2 separate regions of the Homo sapiens genome follow, and region 2 is linked to region 1. The links are chromatin loops, found by intact Hi-C in ENCODE. Cell type or tissue: gastrocnemius medialis. All regions are shown on one strand. Region 1 has its middle 36 kb from the start of MECOM. Region 2 overlaps MECOM (MDS1 and EVI1 complex locus).

Region 1 (4,000 bases):
AGCATGTGTTAGTCCCAGTTGGGATTAAACTCCAGTGGCCCACGGTGGTAGCCATCTTGACAACAGAACTTTTGGCTATTTGCCCTTCCTTGTCTCACTTCCCCACTCTTCTATCCTTGTGGTTCTCACCTCCCAAATAAATTATTTGCACTCAAACCTTTATCTCAGAATCTGCTTTTAGAGAAATACAAAGACAAGGCTACCATAGCTGAAGGATGATGAGGGCTTGAATTAAGCAAAGAGCGGGAGACAAGGGAAGCAGGCTAGAGATACATTCAAAGGATGTGAAGACTAAATAGAAAAGACATTGGAGAATTCCAGCATAGTGTACAGGTTACTGATTTGGGAGACTAGGAGATGGCAGTGCCATTCACCAAGTAAAGCAACAGAGGAGAAGGAGGATTTGGGGAAAAAAATGATAGGCTCAGACTTGCACAGGCTAAACGTGAAACAAACATGTAGGGATGAGAAGTAGGATGTTGGACATACCAACTAGAGCTCAGAAGACTGGCCTACGCTGGACATACATACTTGGAAAAATGGGTTTTGTCATTTTGTGCTCAGCACATGAATCGTCTTCATATTAGGGGAAAATAAAAGATGAGTAAAGGCAGGGCCCCTTCCTCCCTTGAGAGAAATCAACAGGGGATCAGATTCCCTGTCCCAACTCATTAGCAGGCAGGGCATAATCATGTAACCTGGACTTGACCAATCAGATGCCTCCATCAGAATTTTCATATATTGAGAGAACGAAACACAGAGCCAAAGGGCAGTCTGATTATTCTGGGTGGATATGGCCAAATTGAGAGCCCTGTGTTTCTGGGGCGATGGCAGCAGCAATAATGTTCTCCCTTCTATAGTTCCCAATAGGTCAAACTTTAGGGGAGGGACCAAGAATCCATGCTAGTTTACCATCATATAGGAAATACAAGGCAAACTCTTTTTTTTTTTTTAAAAAAAGGATCAACATTCTATTTCCTAACCTGGGAAGTAGGTTCATGACTATTTTAGTTTTTGTTTGTTTTATATTAAGTATTCCTATGCATTTTAAACACCCTCTTGTATGCATATTTCACAATAAAAAATTTAAAACAGAGAAACATGTTTTTTCAATAGAGGTAACAAAGGAGAAATTATGTTCAAGAGTGAAAAATCCTTTTCGCTATCTGGGATATGCTCTCTGGGATTTGTTTTGAAATAAGGGAGAAAAATGAAGAAGACTCATAAAATGTTGATAATTGCTGAGTGACAGATATGGTGGCCTTTTGGGATAGTCTGTCTAAATTTTTTAATGTTTGAAAATTTCCCTAATTTTAAAGTATCTTGAGTAGGCCAGTGTGATAGGGAGTGGAGGATGAATTAGAAGAGGGAAGACACAGAGGCAGAAAGTGTATCCAGGGATCAGGAAGGAAGATTAATTTAGGGAATAATCCAAGGGAACCCAATGCCTCACACATTAAATATGACCCATATTAGTTGATTGACCTTAATTCAGAAAACTGGCAACTGACTGGAAACAGGACTAAACTTTGTTTAATCAGAAAACTAAAGCCTTGGAAATATCTGAAGATTTGAGTCACCAATAGCCCCCAGATTCTTTCTTTTCTGGTAATTCAGATGCCTCAGATCTCAGATTCCCCACTCACCTGTATGCCACTAACAGCTCACATTTTGCTTTGGTAAACTATGAACATTTTCTTCTCCTTGGTAGCAATTATCATTCTTGATATTAGTAATTACACTTTTCTGCTCCTAAGGCTGAGAAAAGCATTTCCCCCAAGTAAATTCCCAGTCTTGTCATTAATCTTGGATGGCCAGGATTTTAAGGTGCCACTTTATTACCTTGCTCCTCAAGCTTTACAGAACCATCTCCACCCCCACTCCTACCCACATCCCTAAGAAGAGGAACATGGAATATGTTTCCAAAGGGCTGTCTGGAGAGGATTTGAGTGACACTATCCTGGGCCACTAAAAAGAGCCAGCTCCCAAGGAGGGAATGAAGTCTCTGCTTTTCCAGGGTTTCCTTCCCTTCTATTCAGTCTGAAAAGTCTGGGACACACTGCATTATACAGCTTTATTCACCATTTTATCCCAGCATCCTATCGGGAATTTGATCAAAAAAGAATCCCAGAATATAAACCAGCCACACCTGCAAATTTTATTACAAGCTTGTTGTTTGTTTGTTTGATTCAGATGGGGGAAGAATGGTGGAAAATTAAGAGCTACGGGAAGATTGTCCTCACAGCTCAGCTCCTCTGCTGTGGGCTTCTTTCCAGTTGGTGCAACAGGAGATCTGGGGCCTGTGTTTGCTTTTCTTGGCATTCACAGAGGTGGTGTCTGTAGCTGAAGACACTGGGGTTGTTGCCAGAAGCCCTGCTGGAGCTGGGACTGTGTGCGTCCAGGTTCCAAGATCTCATCTGCTCACAGCGATGGGGAACATTTTGATCTTGGCAAAAGCTCTCATGCCGGCACTCCATGTCCACTCGATTCTTTTCCCTACTTTTCTGACCCCAAGCAGAGAGCAGAGTGACCTCTGGACACATGCAGCTGGGCAGCACCACTGTCTCCGGAATTCCTCATATCTCCCTGGGGAACTTGAAACAGTGGACGCAAACATGAATACAGACTGCTAGTGACCTGGTAGCACGTTCACAACAGGCCCCGTGAGAAGAGAAGAGCAAGCCTTCCTTCCCCAGTGGCTGGTTCCACTGTCATGCCTGCTTCAGACACCAGGGAAGTAAATGTTTCAGCCATGTAAAATTAGCACAGTCTGAACACAGTTAGAAAACCAAATGCATTCTCTGTAAGTGGGAGATGTGACCCCCTTCTTTAGGCTGTTGCTAATCATTAACATCAGGGTGGGTGTTCTCGAACAGTGCCTGAGCCAGGCCCCAGCTATCATTTCGAGCCCTTTGGAACTGCGGATGTGTCGGCCTATAAAGTCTTCCAAAACTCAGGTCCTCATTTATCACTCCACCCTTGACCTCCTATTTGTGAGACCCTCCAGCCCATTTCCCGCAACTGTTACCTCATTCCTCCACATCCCAGCAGCACCTCACACGCTCTCACATCCATGCACTTCAGTTCCACCCTCCCCTATATGCAAAGGAAGCAATCAGCTCCTCCTCCACTTCTGAACCGGTGTTTCTCAACTTCCAATCCACAGACAGGAGAGGCAAAATCAAACCACCATACCACAGGTTCTCTGTTATAAGTGAGAGCTAAAGAATGGGTACACATGGACATATAGAGAGAAATAATAGACACAGGGGACTTCTAAAGCGGGGAGGGTGGCAGGGAGATGAGGTTTGAAAAATTGCCTATTGGGTACACTGTTTACTAATTCAGGTGAATGGCACACTAGAAGCTCAGACTTCATTCACCATTACACAACATATCCATGTAACAAATCTGCCTATGTACCTCTCAAAACTATACCGATTTTAAAAGTTTTTAAACCAAACTACTATAATAAATTCATTCCCCCACCCATTTCCTCCACCACACAACAGCATTTCCAGCTCTTCTTTCCCAAACTTTTAAACTTTATCTGGATACAAAATAGAGAGTTTAGAGGTTTTGGTTAATGATGTGGTTTTAGTTGAGAAACAGTCTTCATTTATGTGATATAATTTTTAAAGTAATATTTATTGAGCTTTAATATGTACTAGGTACCTGATGAAGTATTATCCTATTCAATCTTTACAACCACCTTTCTGCAGATAAAGAAATCGTCCAGAGAGATTAATTTGCCAAAGGTGATACAACTATAAAATGGTAGAGCTAGAATTTAAACTTAAGGCAAATTAAGTTCTGAAAACAATCCGGAGCCTAGAGTCCATGCTTTTAATCACACTATATATCATTTCCCAATCCCTAACAGCACCCCTCTTTTAAAATTTCTTGCCCTCTTTTTGTACTGCCCCTTGCCAAGATCATGATTCCCTACCAACTTCAAGGAAAGTTTGCCATATTACTCCATGATGCTAACCAAAACCTA
Region 2 (4,000 bases), 82 kb before region 1:
ATCCCATTGATTTCAGGGAACTGAATTTGATAGCCAGGAGGCATTCCACTGGCTTCTTAAAGGACATTATTGGTTTTCATTTTGTTTTGTTTTGATTTCAATTGCAACTCAAACAATGAATCTTCCAAAGATGGTTACCCTCACTCTACAAAAGTGCTAAGTTAATATTCTTTAAAATAAATACAAGCATTTCTTGGACTAGATACCATCAACTTTAATTTTATTTTTCTCACATAAATGTTAACCAAAAACTAAATGATAATTTCCTTCTGTCACACAGCAATTCCACTGTGGTGGAACAAAGTGTTATCTCAAGTTTCACAGAGCAATTGTTCAATCATTCCTGTTGGTGGCTCCTTTCCAAATCTTCGAGAATGGCCCAGCCAGCCAGCCCTTGAAACTGGGAGTGGGAGGCAGAGGGGGAGTCGCTGTCAGTAAGAGCTCAGCTCTGTGGCATACTGGCTGGTTCTCCCCCAGGAGCATCTCCTACCCATGAGGACAATGCCCAAAGCATGCTGCCTGCTTGGGGACAATTGCTGGGAAACCTCTAAACATTGAACTTGTGCAAAGGAGGCATGGAGGCATCAAGGAAAGCTTCATCTCACCCTATTTTGGTGAATTAAATTCTCACGAAGTTTGGGGAAGAAAAGAGGGGGCTCAGAAAAAGAAATGTATTCCTTAGAGTTTTTTTGGTTTTGGTTTTGGTTTTTTTGTTTTTTTGGTTGGAGATAGAGTCTTGCTCTGTTGCCCAGGCTGGAGTACAGTGGCACGATCTTGGTTCACTGCAACCTCCGCCTCCTGGGTTCAAGCGACTGTCCTGCCTCAGCCTCCCAAGTAGCTGGGATTACTGGCACCTGCCACCACACCTGGCTAATTTTTGTATTTTTTTAGTAGAGATGCCATGTTGGCGAGGCTAGTTTCAAACTCCTGACCTCAGGTGATGCACCAGCCTCAGCCTCTCAAAGTGCTGTGATTATAGGCACGAGTCACTGCACACGGCCAATTTATTCCTTATAGTTGAAAAGCAGTAACAAAGATTTCGGCTTCACTGAAAGAAAACATTGTTCAAACTACATCACCTACCTCCTGCTAAAAATCATCTACAAAGCCACCCTTTAGAGTTGGGTCAATTAATCTTTCTAGATAGACTGCTCAAAGAGGAAGGGAAATTCTGATACATGTTTTCCTACCAACTTCCACATACAGATGAAGTAGGTTTGTTGAACCTTAGATGCATAGAGCTCTGAGCCCATTTATGATACCAAATCTGTTTGTAACATAAATCAACCAAATGTTGGAATTAAAATGAGTATAGAATAGCTTAAAGTTAATAATCAATTCTATTCTCCAATTCCTTGTAAGTCTTGAAAGTTTGTGACACAACAGAAACTAGGGTTATATCTCTATTTTCATTGTATTTTCTTCGCCCTCCCACAAAACTAGGAGCAATTAGTCAAACCCAGTATATTTTTTTAAGATATGGGAGTGGCTTTGTAGAAGAATGGCTTTCCCCCTCACAAAAAAGTCTAGACTTCTTCAATTAAAAGATAAAGAAAATTAAAAGACCCCTAACAGAGGTAGGACCATAGGTAATTATTATTTTTTATGTATTTCTATATTTTTATAACCTTACAATAAAAGTAAATCATTTGCATAATGAATATTTGTGTGTTTGTGAATGTTCATGTGCACCCAGAAGGAGTCTTGACCTGACTTCAATGTTTACATAAATCACCTGCGAATGTTGTTAAAACTCAGATTCTAGTTCAGTAGATCTGAGATGGGCCTGAGAGTCTGCATTTTTAACAGGCTCCCAAGTTACTGGTCCATAGACTATACTTTGAGTGGCAAAGTATACTGTATAGTGCTTGTCTGATTAAAAGTTCCACTAGGTGTCTTCTTTCCTGCCAGTCCAAATGAAGTTAAGAAACTTGACCCCAACACTTTAGAGCAACAACCAAAGCAGAGTTAGAGAAAAGCTGACATCACTTATAAAACTTGGTCTGCGGTGCCTTTGGTTTTTCTCTTCTTTGAGCAACTTTGGTCTATAAAGACTTGTCCCCTACCTCATATTGGCCAGAATCTAGCAGCTAATGGGAGGGGCGGGATTATAAAGGGAGAAAATTTCATACTGATAATTGTTTTAGCCAAAGAATGGGTAGCCCACCTGCCATCAGAGTCTATACCAACCATTTAGAACCATGAAGAGAGTTTCAGGCCCTGAACTCCTGAGCCTTGACCAGCCCTGGGACACTTCTTAGAACAACTGTCTCCCCTCTCCTGTCTCAGGTGAGTGGATCTTTATTCTTCATAACCTTGGCTCCTCAACCCTCAGCTCCTTTGCACTGAGCTCTTTCCAAGCTTTCTCCTCCTTCATAGCTCCCAGGCAGACCCTAGACTTTTCTTCCTCTCCTCCTTAAGCTTCTTTGTCTTCCCTTTCAGTGCCATCAAAATGAGATCACAACTTCAGATCTATCATTGCATCTAGTCCCAATATGGGGCCATGGCATATAGTTAATCCCATTTTAGAAACAAAGACATTTCCACATAGAAATAATAAGTGACTTGTCTAAGAAGGCCCAACAAATAGGTGTCAAGGTGAGTTTGAACCACACACACTTCCTTTCGTTTACTCCCACTAGCCCTTCATATCTCAACCAGATTATATTTCATAATGGCCCAGTAGCTTTTTACATAATTTGTCACTTCAGTTCACTTTATCAAAAATAGAAAAAATAGGCTGGGCGGTGGCTCACACCTGTAATCCCAGCACTTTGGGAGGCTATGGTGGGGTGGATCACGAGGTCAAGAGATCAAGACCATCCTGGCCAACATGGTGAAACCCCGTCTCTACTAAAAACACAAAAAATTAGCTGGTCATGGTGGCGCGCGCCCGTAGTCCCAGCTACTCAGGAGCCTGAGGCAGAAGAATTGCTTGAACCCAGGAGACGGAGGTTGCAGTGAGCCGAGATCACACCACTGCACTCCAGCCTGGTGACAGAGTGAGACTCCATCTCAAAAATAAATAGAAAAAATAAAATACAGCTGATAACACTGGGTCATTAAACAACAACCGATAAATTTCACCATGGCTTACACCCACCTAAAAAAATCAGAATAATTCTGGTTTAGTAATATTAATTTGCCTTTTGCTTCCCCACTGTATGTGAGATATAGAGCATAAATCAATTAAATATTTGCTCAGTATTAGTAATAAAAAATACGTGAGCATTTCTCAAAGAAGATAGTAAAATCTAACACAAACTATAAAGTAGGCATTATACCTAAAAGCCACCGTCCTCTAAGAAAAAAGACAGTTGTTTCTTCTGCTTAGTAGCAGCATTTTGTTGAAGCTGGTAATCTGTCATCTAAACATTTAAAAAAAAAAAAAAGTCCACTCTTTTCTACTAAAGAGAAACAGCTATAAAAACCAAACCAGATTGAAGCTAACAGCAACTGGCCTGCAAAATATGGTGGCATTTTCACAGTTAATTTTGCTGCCATTTGTACCTGAATTTATCGTGGTTCTGAAAAAGTAAATTGAGAGGCTAACACAGCCCTCACTCCGGGTGCACCGGCCGCAGCGCATCCCCAGTCGGGCTGGATATTTAGTGCCGCTGTGCTGAGAAGGCCGAGGAGAGAGCCAGGGGAGGGATTACTGCTCGGTGCTGCCCATAAATCAACCGCAACACGTCACACAGCTCCACATCCCACAAATAAGGCTGGGCTGGAGAGGTGTCACCACTACACAAAAGGAAGGAGAGCCCTGGATGCCTTTGCCCACCTGGCCCTTCCCCTCCTGGGTGCTCATGAAGCAGGGAGGCACCTCAAGATTTTGCTGTCACTTTTCTCCCCTCACTGTCTCTTTCCTCCCTTCACCTGGGGAGAAGATTGGGCCCCAGGTATCCAGTGATTTTAACAAAGGCAGGCCACCACCGAGCCTTAATTCCAAAGTCCCTTCTCACTTGCTAGTTAACCACACAGCCCTTACCTTGTTGAC

What was found. Peaks named below come from ENCODE experiments on the same cell type or tissue, not always from the same donor. Only the 100,000 strongest peaks of a DNase experiment are listed, where the experiment ranks them.
Region 2: a loop joins it to region 1, with 5 times the contacts of the local background. A loop is called at or near these places in 1 of 110 quality-filtered maps.

The regions. Positions count from the first base shown.
Region 1 is chr3:169,697,298-169,701,297 of GRCh38, forward strand. No RefSeq gene overlaps it. Among named protein-coding and RNA genes, the nearest start is that of MECOM, 36 kb to the left of the region's middle. In gastrocnemius medialis, no CTCF peak of the experiment used is centred here; a DNase peak (open chromatin) is centred at 2,364; H3K4me3 peaks cover 941 bases; H3K27ac peaks cover 2,673 bases.
Region 2 is chr3:169,615,639-169,619,638 of GRCh38, forward strand. The region is part of intron 1 of MECOM (MDS1 and EVI1 complex locus); the gene reads right to left. Among named protein-coding and RNA genes, the nearest start is that of MECOM, 46 kb to the right of the region's middle. In gastrocnemius medialis, no CTCF peak of the experiment used is centred here; no DNase peak of the experiment used is centred here; H3K27ac peaks cover 1,537 bases.